3 separate regions of the Homo sapiens genome follow, and regions 1 and 3 are each linked to region 2. The links are chromatin contacts, found by Hi-C or POLR2A ChIA-PET in ENCODE. All regions are on one chromosome and are shown on one strand. Each heading gives the region's core, a stretch centred on a gene start or an enhancer-like site at or near the end of the contact. The rest is flanking DNA. Distances are from core to core; before and after follow the strand shown. Region 1 has its middle 41 kb from the start of IL21-AS1. Region 2 holds the start of EXOSC9 (exosome component 9). Region 3 has its middle 18 kb from the start of TNIP3.

What was found. Hi-C counts contacts between places; a loop is a spot of excess contacts on that map. ChIA-PET counts read pairs that join two places held with the same protein, here RNA polymerase II (POLR2A). Pooled maps may share reads with other maps.
Region 1: a pooled map shows a loop between it and region 2 (7-fold over the local background). The contact joins the enhancer-like site here to the promoter of EXOSC9 in region 2. A Hi-C loop is called at or near these places in 8 of 50 pooled maps. POLR2A ChIA-PET finds 5 or more read pairs at or near these places in 3 of 52 experiments (CD4-positive, alpha-beta T cell, activated CD4-positive, alpha-beta T cell and activated naive CD4-positive, alpha-beta T cell).
Region 3: a map of CD4-positive, alpha-beta T cell shows a loop between it and region 2 (2.8-fold over the local background). The contact joins the enhancer-like site here to the promoter of EXOSC9 in region 2. A Hi-C loop is called at or near these places in 5 of 168 maps with a recorded cell type or tissue (CD4-positive, alpha-beta T cell, CD4-positive, alpha-beta memory T cell, CD8-positive, alpha-beta T cell and 1 more), 1 of 37 single-sample maps with no recorded cell type and 9 of 50 pooled maps. POLR2A ChIA-PET finds 5 or more read pairs at or near these places in 2 of 52 experiments (activated CD4-positive, alpha-beta T cell and activated T-cell).

The regions. Positions count from the first base shown.
Region 1 is chr4:122,576,644-122,579,951 of GRCh38, forward strand. No RefSeq gene overlaps it. Among named protein-coding and RNA genes, the nearest start is that of IL21-AS1, 41 kb to the right of the region's middle. Within about 2 kb of position 1,893, at least 3 of the 41 ENCODE cell types and tissues checked have a DNase peak (open chromatin) inside an H3K27ac peak, as active enhancers do; they include CD4-positive, alpha-beta T cell, where a contact is called at or near this core.
Region 2 is chr4:121,799,945-121,803,366 of GRCh38, forward strand. It overlaps EXOSC9 (exosome component 9), which reads left to right and starts at 1,379. Exons shown (of 12, transcript NM_005033.3): 1 at 1,379-1,546; 2 at 1,883-1,977; 3 at 2,730-2,849; 4 at 2,971-3,073. The coding sequence starts at 1,481. RefSeq lists enhancers at 568-1,371, 1,180-1,449.
Region 3 is chr4:121,180,636-121,183,806 of GRCh38, forward strand. It overlaps a transcript of TNIP3 not described here. Among named protein-coding and RNA genes, the nearest start is that of TNIP3, 18 kb to the left of the region's middle. Within about 2 kb of position 1,861, at least 6 of the 41 ENCODE cell types and tissues checked have a DNase peak (open chromatin) inside an H3K27ac peak, as active enhancers do; they include CD4-positive, alpha-beta T cell and CD8-positive, alpha-beta T cell, where a contact is called at or near this core.

The DNA.
Region 1 (3,308 bases), core at 643-3,142, 780 kb after region 2:
TCACAACACTGTCTGAAAGGGCTAATTCTAAAAAATATCTCATCATCCAAACTTTGTGGCTGGTACCCTAAAGAGGCCCTGGTTGAATGCAATGACGTCTGGGCTTCTATTTTGATGTACATGTCACAGCACTATGTCCTAAGAGACATGTTTTAAAGAGGCCTGAGAGAATCGAAGACAACCTATTCATAAAAACATTGATATGAATATAGATGTATAAATGTGCACATCACCATAATGTGAGTTTAAAAGTAGAGAGAAAAAACATCATGGAGAAAAACAAGTTTTTAAAGCACAATATACAGAATAATTTTACAACTAAAACTTTGTGGCCTAGAGCATCAAGCCTGTTAATTCGTCATTTCTTTATCTGCATTGCCCCCCAGTGGTAAAATGGCATTAGTCCTTTGGAGAAATTAGGTAGATTGAGAGTAAAGGAGACAGGCTGGAACAAGAAAGAGGCAACAGTTCAGATTAAAAAATAAAATAGAAAAGAAGGAAAGTTTTTGTTTCCTGGAGCAGTAATCAGGAGAGTTTGGCATGAGAATGTTGGGGAGAGCCCCTGGCACCTGCAGGAGCAGCTTTTGCTGCCCATGGACATTGGTTAGGTCTCTTACATTTCTTAGAATTGACGAGGTTTTGCTTTGCTTTGTTTTGCAGGCCTGTGTAGGGTGGGTGTTGTGATACTGAGTCACATTGCTCAGCCACCACTGTACCTACCCTGTACTCCCCATCATCTCAGAGAAATGTGGCCTAGGAAATTGGATGACATGGTCCATAGTATGCATTTAGCAGAGGAGATGTTGGCAGAATAGCTTAGTGGCCCAGAAATGCAGGGCATTCTACCCTTTTTAGCTACCCTGGGGACTCACAGACAGACGAGGGCCTTTTAAAGAGGGTGTTTGTTTATAATTTATGTCCATCTATTTTCAATGAGACAAGGAGAGCTACAATGAATATCACAGTCAAATGGACATTAGAAAAATAAAGATGGCAAACTAGAAACAATCTTGAGGAAGGAGCAGAAACAGTACAGGGACTTTGGCACAAGGTGATTACCACAACTAAGCATTGCATTTAGTTCTAAATTATGGCTAATGCAAACTGGAAATGCAGGGAATTATATAGTTTCCATTGCCTGGAGCAAGAAAACTTAACTGATCTTCAGAGATACACAGTTCTTGGCATTATATGACAAGAGGAATTCCAGAAATCCTAGATCCATAAATAAATATTGCTATTGAAAATTGAAATATTGCATTCAATTGCATTGAAACTATCCAAATGTATAGTTGATTCTCTTCCATGAGAGCTTGCAGACCTGTTACTACACCTAGTTAGTTCCCCTAACCTCTGGTGAGACCTCTAGTGGGCCATGGAGTTACTGCAAAGTGTCCGTGAATCTCGATTCTAGAGGGATCGTTTCAGTAGTGAAAAAATGTTTTGTGCAAATAAATGTACCAATATTTTTCAAAAATATTTAATATGAAGATTATTATAACTAGTAAAATATAAATTTATTTAAAAGAACTACTGAATTCACATTAGCTTCTAGTTATTACAGACTTTCTTAATTAGAGTCTACTAATAATGCCATTATTTTAAAATTGTATATTACAAGTAGGTCCTTGTGCTTGTAAAGGTTGTAAACCATCACTGGTGCAGACTATCTAGATGGTGTTATTAATCTAAGCGGAGAGGGCAGACACTGCCCACCCCTCCTTAATCATACTCTCAATAACTTTTTCATGTTCTATGATGAGCTCCAAGGAAGGCACTTTGTGCTCGGATGCTCTGGGGCTTTGCTCAGTAGTTAGCTTTGTGGTTTTAGGAGGCCCAAGAGAACTTCAGGGCTTTCCACTCTGAGCACTTTGTTCAGGAAGCTTAAGAGACTTGTTGTGGTTTCGGAAATGACATGCTTGAAGTTGGAGTTCGCACAAACTACTGCTCCTGCTTAAACAGATGGTAGGAAGAAAGACAGCCATAGGGGCTGGTGGCCTGAAAACCGAAGCTGTGGTTGTCTCCACAGACAACTGTTCTTCAACAAGCTTGCAATTAATTGCTCCACAGAGACATACGCACTTCTTTCATGTGGGCAAAGAAAGAACTTTATCAGACAAAAAGCCTCATTTCTCTTAAAACGGGATGAAGGGGAGGAAGTTAGGCAGTCAATCGGGGCAGATTTTACAACACTGAAAATCACGTTTTTGTTGAGTTCTCCCTTAACATATGGGTGACTCCATGCTGCTATAGATGCTTCGTAGATATTTGTGTTACTGTCAACTGCTGGCTGATAACTGCCATAAAGCCCCTAGAGAGGGGGAGGCAGAGCTCCCTCAAGCAAGCCTAAAATCTTAACCTACTGTGGTCTAACTCAACCAGCTTAACTTGGCTGTCTGGGGACAGAAGCTGATGGCAACAAGATTTCAAAAGTAAAATGGGCATGTGCAAAGCCTTGTAAGAAACAAAGTATTTCAGCCTCACCTGATGCAGTGGTGCCATTAAACAAGCTACCAAATCAGCATCGCAAAAACAGACTGGCATATTTGTTAAATATAGTACCAAGGTCACAAATAGTTTTTAGTTATAACTTTAAATTTATATATAGACACATATAAATTTGAATGTCTAGACAAAAATGCCTCTCCCACAGTCTATCATGGCTCCTAAGTTATACCATTGGAAATTCATTGATTTGAGCCAAGAGTCTTTTCTATCTCAGAATGTGAACATTCTGGTGGATGTGTCTGGTAGAAATGGGGAAAATGACACACATCTGAAGATGGGACAAGGTGCCAGTAAGGAAAATAGAATGATAAAGGAAAATAAAAGGTAAGACAGATAGTTCTCACAGCTTGGAATGTTTGGAATCTATGGTCAGAAACAAGGTGGCCAAAGGCAAAAATCACAAACTGGGCAAGGTTCTGCCGGCTTGTGGCCCAACCTCTCAGCTCCCCTCCTCTTCCCTGCCAGGCCCTCCTCCCCTTTGGCAGACTTGATCTCAAGCTTTAAGCTCTTTTTTACCCTCTTTGCTTTAGCAAACCTATCATATAAAGCGCACTGAACCAAGGAAACACACATTCACATCTTGATTCTTTGGCTAAGACATTCCATCTCTTTCCATCTTTCTTGTAAAATATGGTTATTACTATATATTTATATAGTATATATATATATGCTAAATATATATTATATATTTATATAGTGTATATATATGCTAAATATATATTATATATTTATATATAAAAATATATTTTTTCTTGCATCTTAACATTACTGAAGTCTGGAAACATTTTTAAATGAGTACC
Region 2 (3,422 bases), core at 129-2,628:
CTCATCTCATCTCAGTTTTTGCATATGTTACTCTTTCTGCTTGAAACACTTTTCCTCTCCAGATGGCATCAAGGGTGCTCCTGCTCAACACCAAAGATTTACTTTACTTTAATGTCACCGCTACAAAGTCACCTGTTCCTGCAACTACCCCTATTAAGATAGCATTCCTATTCTCAGAGAGCACTTAACACTGTATGAAATTGTTCTATTTGTTTAGGGTTTTTTGCCTTTTCCAAAAAGAATATAAATTCCTTGAAAGGATCTTGTCTACCCTGTTTCTCCAGCACTTAAATTATTCTTGGACAGAGTAGGCCCTCTTCAAGTATTTATTGAGTACATGGATTGCAAGTGGTACAAAGTGAGACTAAAATGTATCACTGGTAGAAAAAACTTGTGAGAAGCTACCAAAGAAGCCAGAGAAAGACTGCGTAGGAGTTACAGTGCCTACCACCTCTAAAGCAAAAGGAAACAAAATAATAATATGCAAACACTTAAATAGTGCTTATTCCATGCCAGGCACTGTTCTAAACATTTTATGTATATATTAACTCATTTTTATTCCTCAGAATAAATAGGTTTCTCACTTCCCCTGCTTTGTTTTTGTTTTTGTTTTTTTTTTGCCGGTGAGTAATGTGAAGCACACAGGTTAACTTGCCCAGGGTTATAGTAGTTAATGATAGCCTTAAAATTTGAACCCTGGCAGTGAACACTTTTTAAAACTACTATTTGATACTGCCTCTCCAAAAAAGCTGAGTGGTTGGCAGCATGGCCCCGCTAAGGCTTCTCTGTGACCGTAAAAAAAAGTCTATCGACTTAAAATAACTGGAGAGGGGATAAGAAATAAACGGTGCATTTACTTTCAGTCCACAGTAGTAGTAACATCGTTAGTTACTACGTGCGAACATTCTCCATTCTCATCAACTTCTCAGATCCCACAAGATTTCACCTTTGGCCACAAAAACATCCCATTTCACCAATTTATCTTTCTCCCCCAACCCTTATGCCGCCTCATTCCAGTGTTTGTTCATTTAATCTGCTCCAAATCCTGCATCTGCGGCTTTCCAGGGACCAATGTCAACTCATCTGTGAAATTGCAGAAGTACATGTCTAGTCTCCACCCCGTGAGAGGACTGAGCAAAGGGTGAAGTGTGCGAGCGGTCTACTGATAATAATTTCTATCACTCTCATGGTTATTTTAAGTATCCTTTTCTCCTCTGCACTTTATGAGAAAAGAAACGGAACTTCACGTTCAGAAACGGCCTCCCAAAGCCGCAATGGCTTCTCGCAGCTCGCTGGCCTTCCCCAATCACGCTTTGAGTCTGCGCAGTAGCTGCAGCCCAAGCCATTTCCCATTTTTCCGCCGCCGCGCCTTGATGACGTAATTTTCCTGCGCCTCGGGGCGAGCAGCGGCGCGCAAGGAAAGATCGGGTTCCGTTTTTCCCGCGGATTCTGGTGCCTGTGGGGCCGGTGACCCAACACCATGAAGGAAACGCCACTCTCAAACTGCGAACGCCGCTTCCTACTCCGTGCCATCGAAGAGAAGAAGGTATGGTTTGGTGCCCGCAGAATTGCGCGCTGCGTGGGCGCTCGGGTCTCAAGGTGTGGACTGATACCTGGCCCGCCTGGGCCCGGGGAGCTACTAGGGGAACGACCGGCACGTTCACCCCATCCCTCAGGCTTTATTTATTTTTTTTCGACAGGTTCTTTTCAAGGCTCCAGTCACCGCAGCAGTTGTCCATGCTGTAGTTTCCACTTTCCTGTATGGGCGGGCTGGTTAGGATTCCACTTTCCCCCAAGTGCTTAGCCCAGGGCCAGACAAAAAGTAGTTGCTTAAGAAATACTTGTTGAAGGAATAAATTAATGAATGAATTTGTGCTTACAGCGGCTGGATGGCAGACAAACCTATGATTATAGGAACATCAGGATCTCATTTGGAACAGATTACGGATGCTGCATTGTGGAACTTGGAAAAACAAGGTAACAGGATTTAAATGAGATACACATTCGGAAGGGAGAAGTTTGAAAAAAGACCTTATTGACTTGGTTGTTTATAAAGCAGCTAAGAAGTCTGGACAGTATTCTTTGTTTAGCTGACAAAAATAAGTATTTTTTTATGCGAGATTTTTTGCTTTTGTGGTCACACTTGAACTTTTTAATCATAAACGTATTTTCTGTCACGTATCACATAGTTCTTTTCTGACTTCTATAAATCGTATAGACAACTAGTAGTGATCATATGGAATTTGTTTCTCACACTAATATAGAGATCTTGAGCATCTTGTCATTAAGTGTACATCCTGCTTTCTTTTTCCTGAGTGACATGAAAATTAGGTTTTCAGATATTCATTTGAAAGTTGTGAGGCTATTTGGTCACATAATGGTGGTGAACTATGCCATGTGAAAACCTTTAAGAAATCTCAGGTTTTCATGCCATCTTGTATCAATAAATACTTGCTTTAGAGGTAAAGGTCACTGATTTTTAAAACAATCTGTGGAATAGTAAACATTGTAATAAGAAGAGAGGTGTTTTTTCTGTCGTGTTTTTAGTTGTACCAATTTATGTTTTATTTCTGTGTATATTATACTTTACATATAATTTTTATCTCCTATGATTTATTTGGCTGAGTATGATATTACTCACATTAAGATTGAAACTTGTTATCTGTTTCAGTTTTTTGTTTTGGAAGGAGAGTCTATTTGGTTAATACTTTGTAACTTTATCTTTGCAGAGTTCTTGGACAGGTTTCCTGTGAACTTGTGTCTCCAAAACTCAATCGGGCAACAGAAGGTATTCTTTTTTTTAACCTTGAACTCTCTCAGATGGCCGCTCCAGCTTTCGAACCTGGCAGGTATTTAAATCTTTTTCTTAAGTTGCTTTAGTCATAGGAGAACCTAACAGCAGTGAGCTTTTGTTTTAATACCTGGTGTTATATTTCATGACATTAGCCCATTCCTATTTTCTCCTTATAGGCAGTCAGATCTCTTGGTGAAGTTGAATCGACTCATGGAAAGATGTCTAAGAAATTCGAAGTGTATAGACACTGAGTCTCTCTGTGTTGTTGCTGGTGAAAAGGTGGGGAATATGCCCATAATTCTTAATCTTAGGATGAATACTGTTGATCATGGATCCCGGTATCTATCCTTTTATTCTCAGAACTTTAGTTAACTCAGTATTGTACTGGTTTGCTTCACTTCAGATGTTCTTGAGTGATACCCTTAGAACTTTGTGCTACCTCTCTCTCTCTGAAGGGACAAAAAGGGTGTCCCTTCAGAGGACACCCTTTTTCTTAAAGGTTTCTAAAAGGTTTTCACCCTTTATCTTAAAAGGGTGAAAATAGCAACTTAGATTTTTGTGTAAAAATATTTTATTCAAAGAACTTGTGGCTTTTTCATATAATCTCTCATTTTCTACATGAGTTCAT
Region 3 (3,171 bases), core at 611-3,110, 620 kb before region 2:
ATGGGGTCTCGTATATGTTTGAAGTGGAGGAGAATGGTACATATTTTGAGCTGGTGAGAGGTGATGGAGAGATTAGAGATACAGGAACCCCCACACTGTTAAGTGATTGGTCTTATCATACAGTGGTGGTTTTCAAACTCAACTCGGTCCTCACTACTACTCTGCAACTCATTTTCGTTTTACTTATCTATTCTGTCTCCCTACCTTCCAATAGTCATTTCATATCTTCCCCAATTCCCTTAAGCCTTGGGTCTCACCTCTTACCCTCTCAGTCTCTGTAGATGTCTTTACCTCATACTTCACAAAGAAAATAGAAAACATCAGCTAAGAATCTGCTGCCCTTTGCCTGGAAGTGTGAAGTGCAGGAGAATGAGCAAATTTCCTCAATGAGGTCGTAGGAAAATCAGTATCTTAGAGAGAGAGACATAAATTTCAGTGAAGTCCCAAAAGGAGACATAACCTGTAGCTAAGAGGAAGGTAATAAGGATGTAGAAGAGGTTTTTACCATGTAAAGGAGGACCAAGAAGTCGAATGAACAGAATTGCAAAGAAGGTCAGTCATGAGCAAATAGGTCTTAGAAGATGATAATGGGAGGATATGAGGATGAGGGTACCAGAGGGAATTGATATTGTCACCATGAAATTTCTTTCTGAGGTTAGACAAGAAGGTGGCTGGAAAAAGCACATATTTCCATGAAGGAATAAATTTCTAGTTGGGAGTTGGAGGTGTATATGTGAGGGCTTCGAGTTGGGATGAGAAGAGCAGAAGAAAACAGAAGAAAGAGGCCTTATTTGACCTCATAACCATTAGTACACATTCATCTGTAACTCCAAAAATAAAGACAACCTGTTCAGGAAGAAGTGAGTTTTTAGACACGAAAAAGTGACTAAATGCAGAAAGCACACAACACTGTTCATGACATGAATGAAAGAAAGAGGTACAGGAGTATCCACAGCATATTAAGTGAAGAGGGTAAGTTAATAAGACAGGTGTGTGTGTGTGTGTGTGTGTGTGTGTGTGTAAAACACAGAGGTATCCCAAATGCTAAGAGATGGTCTCTATAGGTGGTGAGCCTACTGGTGGTTTCAGAGGCAGTTCTGTGTTTAGTGAAGTCTGAGGCCTATACAATTCTGGGATTTCCTTTAAAAGAAAAAAGAAACAAATTTATGGATGCAAATTAGTTATAAAAGTAAATATTTGTTTAAGGGAGGCCACACTCCATTATCTCCACAATGAATCTGTCTCTACATGATTTTTATAGTTTTCTGTGTTTATCCATATACATTTTCAACACTGAGTAAGAACTTCTTTAGAAAGAAGAACTAATGTTATTTTTATAAAGAAGTATAAATTACTTTTTAAAATGCCAGCCATGCTCTCAAACTACTCACATTCTCACATTAGATTTTTTTTTTTAGTAAGAATCATGAAAGATAGTTTTTAATTGGGAGGATTACAGAGTTTAAGAGTTCATGTTGTCATAGGATGCATGTCAAGAAAGTCATCTGTAAAATTCCTAGCTTGAGCCTACCCTTGAATTTTATTTGCTTATATAAAGCACCATAGACAAATACCCTGAAACGAGTGGAAGTTCAAAGTCAAACAACTCCTTTAATCAATGAAACCTTGCTTTTTCTTACAAAAATACAAAACGAAACAAAAACAACTACAAAAAATCATCGACATGAGTTGTGCTGATCTTGGTAACCCAATTTAAATGGGTTACTTCTTCCCAGGAAAGAGTTGTCCCTGCATTAAACATTCTTTCTAGTAGCATGATCTCCTCACCTTCTTGTAGTCACAGCTGCCTGGACACTTTAAAGTGGAAAGTGCCAGCAAATTCTTCTGCTGAAGAATTTCTTTAGTAACAGGAAGTGGCTGTGTGAGAGAAGTTTTATACTGCTTCAGTTTATCCTCTCAGCTGACAAGGAAGTACATGACTGACGGTAAATGACTTGGGGACTGTCTCCACAAATTCTTCTTGATGAATAAACTGCTGAAGGGTACATCGAGATAAGGAGAAAAAAGGTGTTTTCTTACCTTCAGAGAACATAGATTTCTGTGAGTTGGCATGGCCTCTGGGGTGAACCGTTTTGGATGAGGAGACGCATTTCTCTCAATCAGATCCTGGATTTTTTTGTCCAGCTCCATGCTTTCACATCTGCCCAGAAAGACATGGGAAAGTTACATTATACAAAGGTAATTAAAAATTATTCAGGCGTAGAGTGAGTTTATGGATGACATGGAGGTGTTATTTATGTATGATACTTCTCTACGATCTCCCAAACTCTAATCTCATTATGTTTTCATTAGTCCATGCCATGAGAGCACTTTGAAAGAGCATTAGAGTTTAATTTTCACTTACAAAGGAAGATACGGACAAGTTTAGGAATTTTCAGTCTGAGAACAATGGCAAGAATTGAATCGAACACTCACGGTGAGCCAGGTTCTTTCACGCATTTTCTTATTCAATGTGCACAGCAACCTATTAAAGTAGTCACTGTCCCAGGCATTAGACAGGTAAGTAAACTTGAGTTTAGGAAGTTAACTAATTTACTAACTTAAGTGAAGTCAAACTGAAACATCGGCAGGGCCAAGATCAAACTCAGACCTGTAGAATTCTACAGTCTGCCTCAACCATTTTTGCTGTATGTCTTCAATTAACCTGAAAACAAATCCCTAAGCAGCTACTTGCCACCACATGGAAATAATATATTACAGCTGAAGAGTATCTGGAAGCCCCCTTAGGAGAATCTAGTCCAGCTGCTTCCCAGAGGGAGTTGCTCATAGTCACATGGCCATTAGCTGATAATGCCAAAATTAAACCAGAGCTTCCTACTCAAATCAAATTTTTATTTTTCCTTTATACCAGGGGTCCCCAACCCCCACTGCCAGTCTGGCCTGTTAGGGCCACACAGCAGGAAGCGAGAGGCAGGCAAGTGAGCAAAGCTTTATCTGTATTTACAGCCCCTCCCCATGGCTCACATTACTCCCTGAGCTCCACCTCCTGTCAAACCAGCAGTGGCATTAGATTCTCATAGGAGCGCAAATCCTATTGCGAACTGCACATGTGAGGGGTCTAGGTTGTGAGAACATTATTGTGAACTGCACATGTGAGGGATCTAGGCTGCCTGCTCCTTATGAGAATCTAATGCCTGATGATCTGTCACT